Linked DNA regions of Homo sapiens: region 1 is linked to region 2. A link is an interaction called in ENCODE POLR2A ChIA-PET data of the cell type or tissue named here. Cell type or tissue: B cell. All regions are shown on one strand. Links, peaks and the distances in the headings refer to the core of each region. The heading gives the core; the rest is flanking DNA.

Evidence for each region. ChIA-PET counts read pairs that join two places held together with the same protein. Peaks named below come from ENCODE experiments on the same cell type or tissue, not always from the same donor. Only the 100,000 strongest peaks of a DNase experiment are listed, where the experiment ranks them.
Region 1: POLR2A ChIA-PET joins it to region 2 with 10 read pairs; 4 of 35 experiments call an interaction of 5 or more read pairs at or near these places.

What each region holds. Positions count from the first base shown.
Region 1 is chr2:47,476,836-47,481,835 of GRCh38, forward strand. MSH2 (mutS homolog 2) reads left to right here. Exons shown (of 16, transcript NM_000251.3): 14 at 1,437-1,684; 15 at 3,861-4,036. Among named protein-coding and RNA genes, the nearest start is that of MSH2-OT1, 48 kb to the right of the region's middle. In B cell, for the core only: no CTCF peak of the experiment used is centred there; no DNase peak of the experiment used is centred there.
Region 2 is chr2:47,333,568-47,340,362 of GRCh38, forward strand. The region is part of intron 1 of EPCAM-DT (EPCAM divergent transcript); the gene reads right to left. BCYRN1 (brain cytoplasmic RNA 1) reads left to right here and starts at 1,748. Exons shown (of 1, transcript NR_001568.1): 1 at 1,748-1,947. RefSeq lists silencers at 1,179-1,228, 6,523-6,795 and enhancers at 3,106-3,195, 3,383-3,677. In B cell, for the core only: a CTCF peak has its summit at 1,671 (motif pointing right); DNase peaks (open chromatin) are centred at 1,684 and 3,264; H3K4me3 peaks cover 738 bases; H3K27ac peaks cover 1,039 bases.

The DNA.
Region 1 (5,000 bases), core at 1-5,000, 140 kb after region 2:
TACCATGTTTTTGCTTGGACTGTTCACACTTCCTGGAATGGTCCTTCTTGCCGTTTATCCAACTTCTTTCTAATTTTTAAGTCCCTAATGATGGGAATTCTATTTCTGTAGTGATTTTTCTGGTCATACGACCGTAAGGTCATGGGTGTTTTTCTCTGAATTCCTCTTGAGATGCCTGTAACTTGAACCACGTTTTTATTCTAGACATTACTGAAATGTTTTGTCTTTATTTCACTTTTTAGGAGCTTCCTTGAAGGTAGGGACTATACCTTCTATTTCTTGGTATCTTTTTCTTTCTTTTTTTAAAAGTTTTTTAGAGAGACAGGGTCTCACTCTTTTGCCCAGACTGGTCTCGAACTCCTGGGCTCAGGTGATCTTCCTGCCTTGGCTTCCCAGAGTGCTGGGATTACAGGCATGAACCACCGTGATCCTCCTTATTTCTTAGTATCTTCTAAAGAACATTAAATATAGTAGGTGCCTAGTAAATTATGTATTGATTTAACTTCTTTGAGGTTCTGTTGTTTGTGAAGAATTATAAAAGCAATACAAATGTTTGTATAGTAATTAAGCAACAGGTTAATATTCATGACTTAAAAGATTAAAGAAATAAGCAAAACATGTTAGCTGGCAACTCACAGAAAAAGAATTAAATTGCCAATGAGCACACGAGCACATGAAAAATTAGCAAAAGTTTCACCCCTTTACATATATTTGGTTAAAATTGAGAAAAGAATAGTAATAGATGGTATTGGTAGGACTGTGGCAGGCACACAATTTACATGACCACCAAAAGTGTATGCAGGTATCCATGTCACCACACCCTGGTCTCATCTTCATTCAGTTTTATTTATTTTTTTTAATCTCGGCCTATTTGATTGGCACGAAATGAATGATAGCTGCCTTATTTGGAATTCCTTTGATTACTACTAGTGTGCTTGATAATGTAAAACAATATTCAAAATCTGTTTTTCCTTTCATCCGTTGTTTGTTCATGTTCATGACCTTTTTTTTTTTTTCCTATTCTCCTCCCTCCCTCCCTCCCTCCCTCCCTTCCTTCCTTCCCTCCTTCCCTCCTTCCCTCCCTCCCTCCCACACAAAGGTGTGTGCTACCATACCTGGCTAGTTTTTAATTTTTTTTTTTTTTTTTTTTTTTAGAGGCAAGGTCTCACTATGTTGCTCAGGCTGGTCTGGGCTCAAGTGATCCTCCCACCTCCGCCTTCCAAAGTGCTGGGATTACAGACGTGAGCCATCATGCCTGGCCCTTGCCCATTTTTCTATTGAAGTTTTAGTGCTTTTTATTGACTTTGTTTATATATTAAGATAATCCATTATGTTTGTGGCATATCCTTCCCAATGTATTGTCTTAATTTTGTTTTTGTATGTGTATGTTACCACATTTTATGTGATGGGAAATTTCATGTAATTATGTGCTTCAGGTCTGCAACCAAAGATTCATTAATAATCATAGATGAATTGGGAAGAGGAACTTCTACCTACGATGGATTTGGGTTAGCATGGGCTATATCAGAATACATTGCAACAAAGATTGGTGCTTTTTGCATGTTTGCAACCCATTTTCATGAACTTACTGCCTTGGCCAATCAGATACCAACTGTTAATAATCTACATGTCACAGCACTCACCACTGAAGAGACCTTAACTATGCTTTATCAGGTGAAGAAAGGTATGTACTATTGGAGTACTCTAAATTCAGAACTTGGTAATGGGAAACTTACTACCCTTGAAATCATCAGTAATTGCCTTATTCTAAGTTAGTATAAATTATTGATGTTGTTATAGAACCCATTTACCCCTTAATTCACAGTCTGGGGGTAGGAACATGTACATCATATTTCTGTATCTCATAGTAGGACCACTCATTCTAAAGCATTCACAGAAAGAATTATCTGTACTCTTTTTGGGACAGAATCTCGTTCTGTTGCCCAGGCTGGAGTGCGATCTCGGCTCACTGCAACCTCCGCCTCCCGGGTTCAAGCGATTCTCCTGCCTCAGCTTCCCGAGTAGCTGGGATTACAGGCGCCTGCCACCACACCTGGCTAATTTTTATATTTTTAGTAGAGACGGGGTTTCACCATGCTGGCCAGGCTGGTCTCGAATTCCTGACCTCAGGCAATCCACCCGTCTCGGCCTCCCAAAGTGCTGGGATTACAGGTGTGAGCCACCACGCCCGGCCAGAATTATCTGTACTCTTGAACATCACCATGGAGGCATTTTCTGCTACCTCCCATGGCAGTATGTTTTCTTGTTGAATTAGGATAACAAACAATATGCTTTCAAGTTCCAAAGTTCTAGCTGTTATTGTTTAACAAAATCTTCATTATAATTAGCTTATTTTGTGTTTAAGAGTGTGTTATAGAAACAGGTTCATTTAAAGCTGGGGGTTCCAGAAATCTTGAAATAGTAGTTATCACATGCAGAGTGACTTATCTGTTGTTGTTTCATCCTTTCAGGAAAGTTTGTCATTCGTGGGCTTGGGATCTAGTCAGATCCCTGTATTGATGAGATTCACATGTTATAAGGCTTTCAAAGGTTTTAAAAATCATACTATAAGGATTGATTTCACTAGTCACCAGAATAACTTTTTCAGATAGCGCTCTGATTTTCCACGAACACGTTTTTCTGCATCAGTTGGTTGCACATGAGTGAGATAATCTTGGTTCTTTATCCTTTGTTATTTGTACTTCATTGGGAATCCTTTTGAGTTAGTATATTTGAGTCATTATTATTATTGCTGTAGAATTCAGGAACTTTTAGTAGATCTGGCAGCATAAAATTTTGCTTTTAAATCATTGTTTGTGTTTTGTATGCTATAGAAATGGGTTCAGAATATTTTTTAAAAGGCCAGATGAAGTGTGAAGATAGAAAAACTTCATCCTTCACTGTGAATGTTTAACAAACATTTGCTTCTACTTTATTTTTGTTTGCTTCCTTTAGTTGTGCAAAGTATTCAGTTCTAGAATGCATGAGATATATGACAAAGCCAAAAAATTCTTTATAGTTGATAAATAATTGTGGCAAAAACAGCTGTATAGTAACTTTGCAAGCATCATTTGATTAAATGCTTAAAAAGTCTTGACTCAGTTTTAACTATTTCCTGCAAATAATCAATATTTAATTAAAGCTACTCCAAATTAGTGACACTTTACGTGTCTGTCTTTCTCCCTCCCCTTCTCCCTTCTCCCTTCCCCCTTCTCCCATTCTCCCATTCTCCCTTCTCTCTTCTTCCTTTCCTCTTCCCTTCCCTTCCCCTTTCCCTTCCCCCTTCCCTCTTCTCTTCCCCTCCCCCTTCCCATCCCCCATCCCTTCCCTTCCCCCATCCCTTTCCTTTCCCCTTCCCTTCCCTCCTCTTCCTCCTTCCCTTCCCCCTTCCTCCTTCCCTTCCCCCTTCCTCCTTCCCTTTCCTCTTCCCTTTCCCCTTCCCTTCCCCCTTCCCTTCCCTCTTCCCTTCCCCTTCCCCTTTCCCCTCCCCCTCTCCTCCCCTCCCTTACCTTCCCATGAAATGAGAAAGCCTCAGAGATAGTGGCTTGATTAATTTTTCTTTAGATTAAGATATTTGTCTAAGCCTTTAAGGTTTATCTATTGAGCTTTTTTGTCTCCTATTTTTATTTTTCCTACTATGTTTGTCGAGGATAAAATACAGCACTGTGTGCCAAGTCATAATCACTTTTCATTTGAGACTTAATTAAAATGCCTTTATTTTAATGATATATTTGGCTAATGTATTTGAAGTAATCCGAAATTAAGTTTTCTAATGACAAGGTGAGAAGGATAAATTCCATTTACATAAATTGCTGTCTCTTCTCATGCTGTCCCCTCACGCTTCCCCAAATTTCTTATAGGTGTCTGTGATCAAAGTTTTGGGATTCATGTTGCAGAGCTTGCTAATTTCCCTAAGCATGTAATAGAGTGTGCTAAACAGAAAGCCCTGGAACTTGAGGAGTTTCAGTATATTGGAGAATCGCAAGGATATGATATCATGGAACCAGCAGCAAAGAAGTGCTATCTGGAAAGAGAGGTTTGTCAGTTTGTTTTCATAGTTTAACTTAGCTTCTCTATTATTACATAAACAGGACACTAAGATGAAGGTTTTTTGTTGTTGTTTGTTTTCCTCTGTGTTTCTAGTGCTTATTTTTTAATCAGTTTTTTTGATGGCAAAGAATCTATCTCTGTGTTATTTTGATTTCTGCAGTATATACATCTGCATGATCAATATTCGATTTCAAGTACCAAAGTAGGAGTAAAGGAATATTAACCTAGGTTTAAAATTAGTCATTTCACTAAAATTAGTTATTATGGACGATAGATGTCTAGGTATATCTTTGTTCATAAACGAATATATCAAGTTCAGTTATTAAATTACACATTAGGTAAGAAAAGGACAAAGAAATAAAAAAGCATGATTCATAATTCCTGCCCTCTATTTGTCTAGAATTTAGTTGGGAAGATAAGAATAACGAACGTGACACAGAGAATAAAGTGGCATATGACAAATATTTATTCAAGAAAGCTATATGTGGACGGGATGTTTCAGTTCTCATGGGAGAAGTGGATTTTATGGTGCCTTTGAGTAATGGGTCATATTTGGGCGTTCACACAGAAAGACCCAAGCATATGCCTAATTTTTTATTATTATTATTTTTTATTTATTTATTTATTTTTTAGACGGAGTCTCGCTCTGTCGCCCAGGCTGGAGAGCAGGGGCGCGCGATCTCGGCTCACTGCAAACTCTGCCTCCTGGGTTCACACCATTCTCCTGCCTCAGGCTCCCGAGCAGCTGGGACTACAGGCGCCTGCCACCACGCCCGGCTAAATTTTTTGTATTTTTTAGTAGAGATGGGGTTTCACCGTGTTAGCCAGGATGGTCTCGATCTCCTGACCTCATGATCTGCCTGCCTTGGCCTCCCAAAGTGCCGGGATTACAGGAGTGGGCCACTGTGCCCGGCCCTTTTTTTTTTTTTTTTTTTTAAATTAGAGGATTA
Region 2 (6,795 bases), core at 768-5,767:
AGGTGAGGTTTGACCCTAGTACTTACTACCACTGTTTACTGGAGAGTCATGTTGAGAACATCTCCTTTAGGCTCTATTTCTCATCCTAAGGGATATATCCAGCCTTCATTATGGAAGGTTTTGAAGGCCTCAAATAAAATCAAAGTAGAATTTGAATAAAACATCTTGGCTGGGCACGGTGGCTCGCATCTGTAATCCCAGCACTTTGGGAGGCTGAGGTGGGCGGGTCACAAGGTCAGGAGATCAAGAACATCCTGGCTAACACGGTGAAACCCCCATCTCTGCTAAAAATACAAAAATCAGCTGGGCGTGGTGGCGCGTGCCTGTAGTCCCAGCTACTCGGGAGGCTGAGGCAGGAGAATCGCTTGAACCAGGGAGTCGGAGGTTGCAGTGAACCGAGATCACACCACTGCACTCCAGCCTGGCGACAGAGAGACTCTGTCTCAAATAAATAAATAAAACATCTTAAAGAAATAGAAAATACTAGTAGAGTATTCACTCTGATTTCAGAATCAATTTGTGGAAATTCAGTTTCACAAGAATGAAAAAAGCCCCCTAAGCAAGGTAGCTTTTTTTTTTTTTTTTAAAGATGGGGTCTCACTATGTTTTCCAGACTGATCTCAAACTCCTGGGCTCAAGCAATCCTCCTCCCTCAGCCTCCTGAGTGGCTGGGACTACAGGTACACATCACCACCACCCTGCTAGGATATGGTAGCTTTTTAACCAAAACACACCACCATGCAATGGAGAGCATGTAACTTGTTATTTGGTCATACAAATACATCAGAATAAATTCCACCTCTCTTGTGGAGCCCTTTTTCCTACATCTGCACAGAAACTGGCACTAGCAGGACTGCAACCGAGGCAGACTCGAGAATTAGCAGACTCTGGCTCAGGCAGGACAATAGAGCAGCGGGAAATTTCTTTCAAGGGCTTTTGTTGCTGTTGTTGAGATGGAATCTTGCTGTGTCACCCAGGCTGGAGTGCAGTGGTGCTGTCTCGGCTCACTGCAATCTCCGCCTCCCAGGTTTAAACGATTCTCCTGCCTCAGCCTCTCAAGTAGCTGCGATTACAGGCATGTGCCACCATGCCCAGCTAATTTTTGCATTTTTGGTAGAGATGGGGTTTCACTATGTTGCTCAGGGAGGTCTCGAAACTCCTGACCTCAGGTGATCCGCCCACCTCGGCCTCCCAAAGTGTTGAGATTACAGGCATGAGCCACTGCGCCCGGCTTGAGACCTTGAGGGGCTTTTTAACCAAGAGATGGTGTAGGGACAGAAGCCAGCAAGAAGAACATGGTGGACTCTCTGTGAGGCCCCAAACCCCAAATCATGAGCCTCCGCCCCCTGAAAGTATTCCAGGATCTCTGAGGGAGGTTTTGGGAGGGGGCCAAGGTCCTGCAATTGGGTGGGTGGGGCTCCAAGCCATTGTTCTTTGCACATTCATGCCAATGTGACCTAATTGGCTAAGCACAGGCTGGAGAAGCTAGATAAACCTATTTAAATTCAGAGCCAAAAGACACTCAAGGATGTTTTCTGAGGGGGTGTGAGGGTTGGAAAATCATCCTATATTTGATTTATCTCCCACCTCATGTCCTGAGTCAATTCCTTAGTCTTAGATGAGGGAGACGACTTGGGAGTCATCCTTGTTTTTGATGAGCTATATAACCCTATGGCCAGCAGAGGGAAGTACTGCATTTCAGAGCGACAATTTGAGATCTATGAAAGAATTTCAATCGAGAATAAGAGGCCGGGCGCGGTGGCTCACGCCTGTAATCCCAGCTCTCAGGGAGGCTAAGAGGCGGGAGGATAGCTTGAGCCCAGGAGTTCGAGACCTGCCTGGGCAATATAGCGAGACCCCGTTCTCCAGAAAAAGGAAAAAAAAAAACAAAAGACAAAAAAAAAATAAGCGTAACTTCCCTCAAAGCAACAACCCCCCCCCCCCTTTTCATATTCTTGCCTGGAAGAAAGGCCTTGCTTTCCTCAGCTTCTTAAAGCTGGGAGAAGTTAAAGCCATTCTGAAATGCTGCTGCTACTGCTATATGTGGGGGAGAAAGCAAATTTTCTTTTTACTTTTTTAATCAGTATTTATTTTAAGTTCGAGGGTACATGTGCAGGATGTGCAGGTTTGTTACATAGGTAAACGTGTGCCATGGTGGTTTGCTGCACAGGTCAACCCATCACCTAGGTATTAAACCCAGCATCCATTAGCTATTCTTCCTGATGCTGTCCCTCCTCCCACCCCACCAACAGGACCCCAAATTTTCTTTCTTTTTTTTTTTTTTTTTTTTTTGAGATGGAGTCTAGCTCTGTCACCCAGTCTGGAATGTAATAGCTCAATCTCGGCTCACTGTAACCTCCATCTCCCAGGTTCAAGTGATTCTCCTGCCTCAGCCTTCCAAGTAACTGGGATTACAGGCATGCACTACCATGCCTGGCTAATTTTTGTATTTTTAGTAGAGACGGGGTTTCACCATGTTGGCCAGGCTGGTCTCAAACTCCTGACCTCAAATGATCCGCCTGCCTCAGCCTCCCAAAGTACTGGGATTACAGCTGTGAGCCACCGTGCCCAGCCTCCAAATTTTCTTATTTCCATGGCCTTGAGCAAAATTATACCATCCTAGACAAACACACACACACACACACACACACACCATTCTCCCCCTCTTGCTGTCTTTCTCAGATATGAGTCTCTCCTCCAATGGCCATTTTAAGCTTGCTCTTTTGCTCTGTAATACAAGGCCTGTTCCCTGTTAAAAGGAATGTCAGGCATCTGTGAGCAGGTAGGGAAAACATTGCAGGAGGCAAGTAAACTTCTCAGCATACCTGCCATCATTCATACCTTGAAGGCAGGTCAAGCCTGTAGCGTCTGAGTCTTCCATCCCTGAAGCACCAGCAGCTCTGACTAGAGGTCCTGTCTCCCAGCTGTGGCCCCAGCTCTCCCTGATGGTGACAGTTGCGACTTCCAAACTTGCTCCTCCCCATATCTGTAACTGAGCCCAGCGTACATTTGCCTCATGGGTGCCATTGGACTTCCTTTGTGAGCCATGTTTTCTTTCACCTTGTCCCAATCCACAGTTAACCAAATCTTGGCCCAAATTATGTGCTGGCTGGTGTTGGGCAGCTGTGAGACCCCTCCTTGCCCCATCTCTGTCTTCTAGGCTCTTCTGAGAACCAGTGTCCTTTGAGATCTCAGATGGGATTTAGAGGAGGGTTTCCACCCAGACCACTTTCCACAAATTTCACTTCTGCATTTCATCTGGTAGGGTGTGGTTTTCAACTAGAAGCCCAAATGAGGAAGAAAAAAATTCATTCACCATTCAGGACAGGGTGTTCACATTTGAACCAGGCAGAAATAGCTGAAAGAAACTGAATTCTAAAGGGACTCTCAGCTTTTGGGGGAGACATATTTGAGTGCAGGAGGCTAGACCACCCACTGGCTGGCTCTTTGCTCCTCACTGAGGCCAGCCTTGACTCTAAACAGATAACACAGGGCCAAAACACACCCAGCCAGCTTTGATAAGCAACCGTCTCTGCCAAACAGTTTCTTTCACAGGGCCCAGATGATCTCATCACAGAGGCTGCATTCTCTGGTATCTGTTCCAAGCACAGACTCACTTCTCATTACCTTTGCAAATAATAGTCAATCTATCCTGAGAAGCTCCTTTATATCCCATACTGGGCTAAGGTCTGAAGAGGGTACAGTTAAAGAACCCATGATCTCAGACTGGGCATGGCAGCTCATGCCTATAATCCCAGCACTTTTGGGAGGCCAAGGCAGGAGGACCGCTTTAGCCCAGGAGTCCAAGACCAGCCTGGGCAACATAGTGAGAACTCTTGAGACCTTGTCTCTACAAAAAATAAACAAAATTAGCCATGCATGGTGGCTTGCACCTGCCTGTAGGAAGCTGAAGCAGGTGAGCCTGGGACGCAAAGGTTGCAGTGAGCCAAAATCGCACCACTGCACTCCAGCCTGCGCGACAGAGACTGTCTCACAAAAAAGAAAAGAAAAGAAAAAAAAAAAAGGACCCATGATTCCTCATGAAGCTTGCCTCTGGATCTAATTCATGGTTCTCTATTTCCACAAGCTTTGTGGAGCAAGGGGCTCATGACACTTCATCTTTATGGTACAGATAACTCACCGAAACTGGATTCCTTTAGCTACTGGTCCCACACCACTCCCTCCAGGAGCCACCTTCCCTCTCCATGTTTTTCTCATGAATTTTGAACCGGCCATTTCTATTTTATTTTATTTTACATTTATTTATTTATTTATGGAGACAGAGTTTCACTCTTGTCACCCAGGCTGGAGTGCAGTGATGCTATCTTGGCTCACTCCAACCTCCACCTCCCAGGTTCAAGTGGTTCTCCTGCCTCAGCCTCCCAAGTAGCTGGGAGTACAGGCACGTGCCACCACACTCGGCTAATTTTTGTATTTTTAGTAGAGACGGGATTTCTCCATGTTGGCCAGGCTGATCTCGAACTCCTGACCTCAGGTGATCCACCCGTCTCGGCCTCCTAAAGTGCTAGGATTACAGGTGTGAGCCACTGCGCCCAGCCAAAATAAAAATAGATTTTAAAAATGAAAATAAAAATAACATAATAAGATGAACACCACCTCGGTGATCTGTGGGATAGTATCAAGTGGTCTAACATAATTGGAGCCCCCCCAAAATGAGGGAAGGCTAAAAAAAAAAAGCCAAAATTTTTCTAAACTTGAAACTGTTTAAAGCAAAAAATAATAACAATGCCTTATGAGGTTTATAACATATGTAGAAATAAAATGAATAATCATAATAGCCCATCAGGGGGCTGAGGTGGGAGGATTGCCTGAGCCCAGGAGTTTAAGGCTGTGATGCACTATGATCATGCCTGTGAATGGCCTCTGCACTCCAGCCTGGACAACATAGTGAGACTCTGTCTCCAAAGAAAAAATGGAGGAAAAAAGAAAAAGAAAAAGAAAGAAAATAATGGCCCAAAGGATAGAAGAGAAGAAATGAGAATAGACTGTTATAAAGCTCTTCGATTTTGTGTGGAGGAGTATAATAACATTTGAAGGTATTCTGGGTTAAGCAGTTTATCCGAGGTGTCACATATGATGGAGCTAGGATCCAAATTAAGCTTTCCAGATTCAAAGCTTTTTGTGGGGAGAGGAGATGTGAGGTTAGGCTCACACATGCCACAAGACAGTTTCCCCAAAGGCTGCGGGAATTAAGTGCTTTCATCTCTGTAGTGGGTATTCCCTCAAAAGACGTGTTCAAGTCCTAACCTCCATACCCAAGAGAGTCAGCTTACTTGGAAATAGGCTCTTTGCAGACGTAATCAAGTCATACTGAGTTAGGGTAAAGCCTAACCCAATGACTGGTGTCCTTATTATAAAGGGGGGGGTGCGGTACCAGGTGTGGTGGCTCACATCTGTAATCCCAACACTTTGGGAGGCCAAGGCCAGTGGATCACCTGAGGTCAGGAGTTCAAGACCAGCCTGGCCAACATGGTGAAACCCTGTCTCTACTAAAAATACAAAAATTAGCCGGGCATGGTGGCAGGCACCTGTAGTCCCAGCTACTCGGGAGGCTGAGGCAGGAGAATCACCGGAGCCCGGGAGACAGAGATTGCAGTTAGCCGAGATTGCACCATTGCACTCCAGCCTGGGTGACAGAGCAAGACTCCATCTCAAGAAAAAAAAAAAAAAAAAAAAGGACATTTGAACACAGAGAAGACACACAGGGAAAATGCCATGCAATGATAGATATCTATAAGCTGAGGAACACGCCCAGAAGTAAGAAAGAGGCAAGGAAGGCTCTCTGAGAGCCTTCAGAGAGTGTGAGGCCCTGCCCAACACCTAGATTTTGGACTTCTGACCTTCAGAACCAGAGAGAATATATTTCTGGGTTTTGTTTGTTTTTTTGTTTTTCTGAGATGGAGTTTTGCTCTTGTTGCCCAGGCTGGAGTGCAGTGGCATGATTTTGGCTCACCGCAATCTCCACCTCCCAGGTTCAAGCGATTCTCCTGCCTCAGCCTCCCAAGTAGCTGGGATTACAGGCGCCCGCCACCATGCCCGGCTAATTTTTTCGTATTTTCAGTAGAGATGGGGTTTCTCCATGTTGGTCAGGCTGGTCTCGAACTCCTGACCTCAGGTGATCCTCCCACCTCAGCCTCCCAAACTGCTAGGATTACAGGCATGAGCCACCATGCCCGGCCATATTTCTGTTGTTTTAAGCCACCTTGTCTGTGGCATTTTGTTACAGCAGCCCTAGGGAACTAATACAATCTCTAAAACTTCCTCTTTTTGATGCTCCCAGTCTTTAGAATGTAAAGAAGCTCCGCCCCTACCCATGCATGGGCCAAGTATAAAGTGAGTGTTGATAGCAGGATATTAAGTTGACAAAATAAACCAGATTCAGGATCTAAGAGCCACAGGGGAAAATCATGAAGTGGGGACTGGTTGGACTGGTTTTTCTCATAAATCTCAATGACTTTGATCCCAACCAGGTGGAATTTTAAAGTTAATTGATTTAGGGAGGAACACCTGAGCAGCTGCACCGTGTGTGAGCCCTGTGCTAGGCCCAGTGGGGAAGCCAGGTGAGTCAGGTGCTGCTGCCTTACGGGAGCTCATAGGATTCGCCTCTACAGAAGGTGTGATGGAACAGGTCAGTCACTAGCCAAGGTGTGAGTAACAGGCTGTGCAAGTTCAAAATCAAGAGAGTGATTCATTTCCCCTGGGGGAGCATCAGCCAGACTGCTTCACTGAGGAGAAGGCAGTGGCGACATCTCTCTAAATATCTGACTGTGGAAT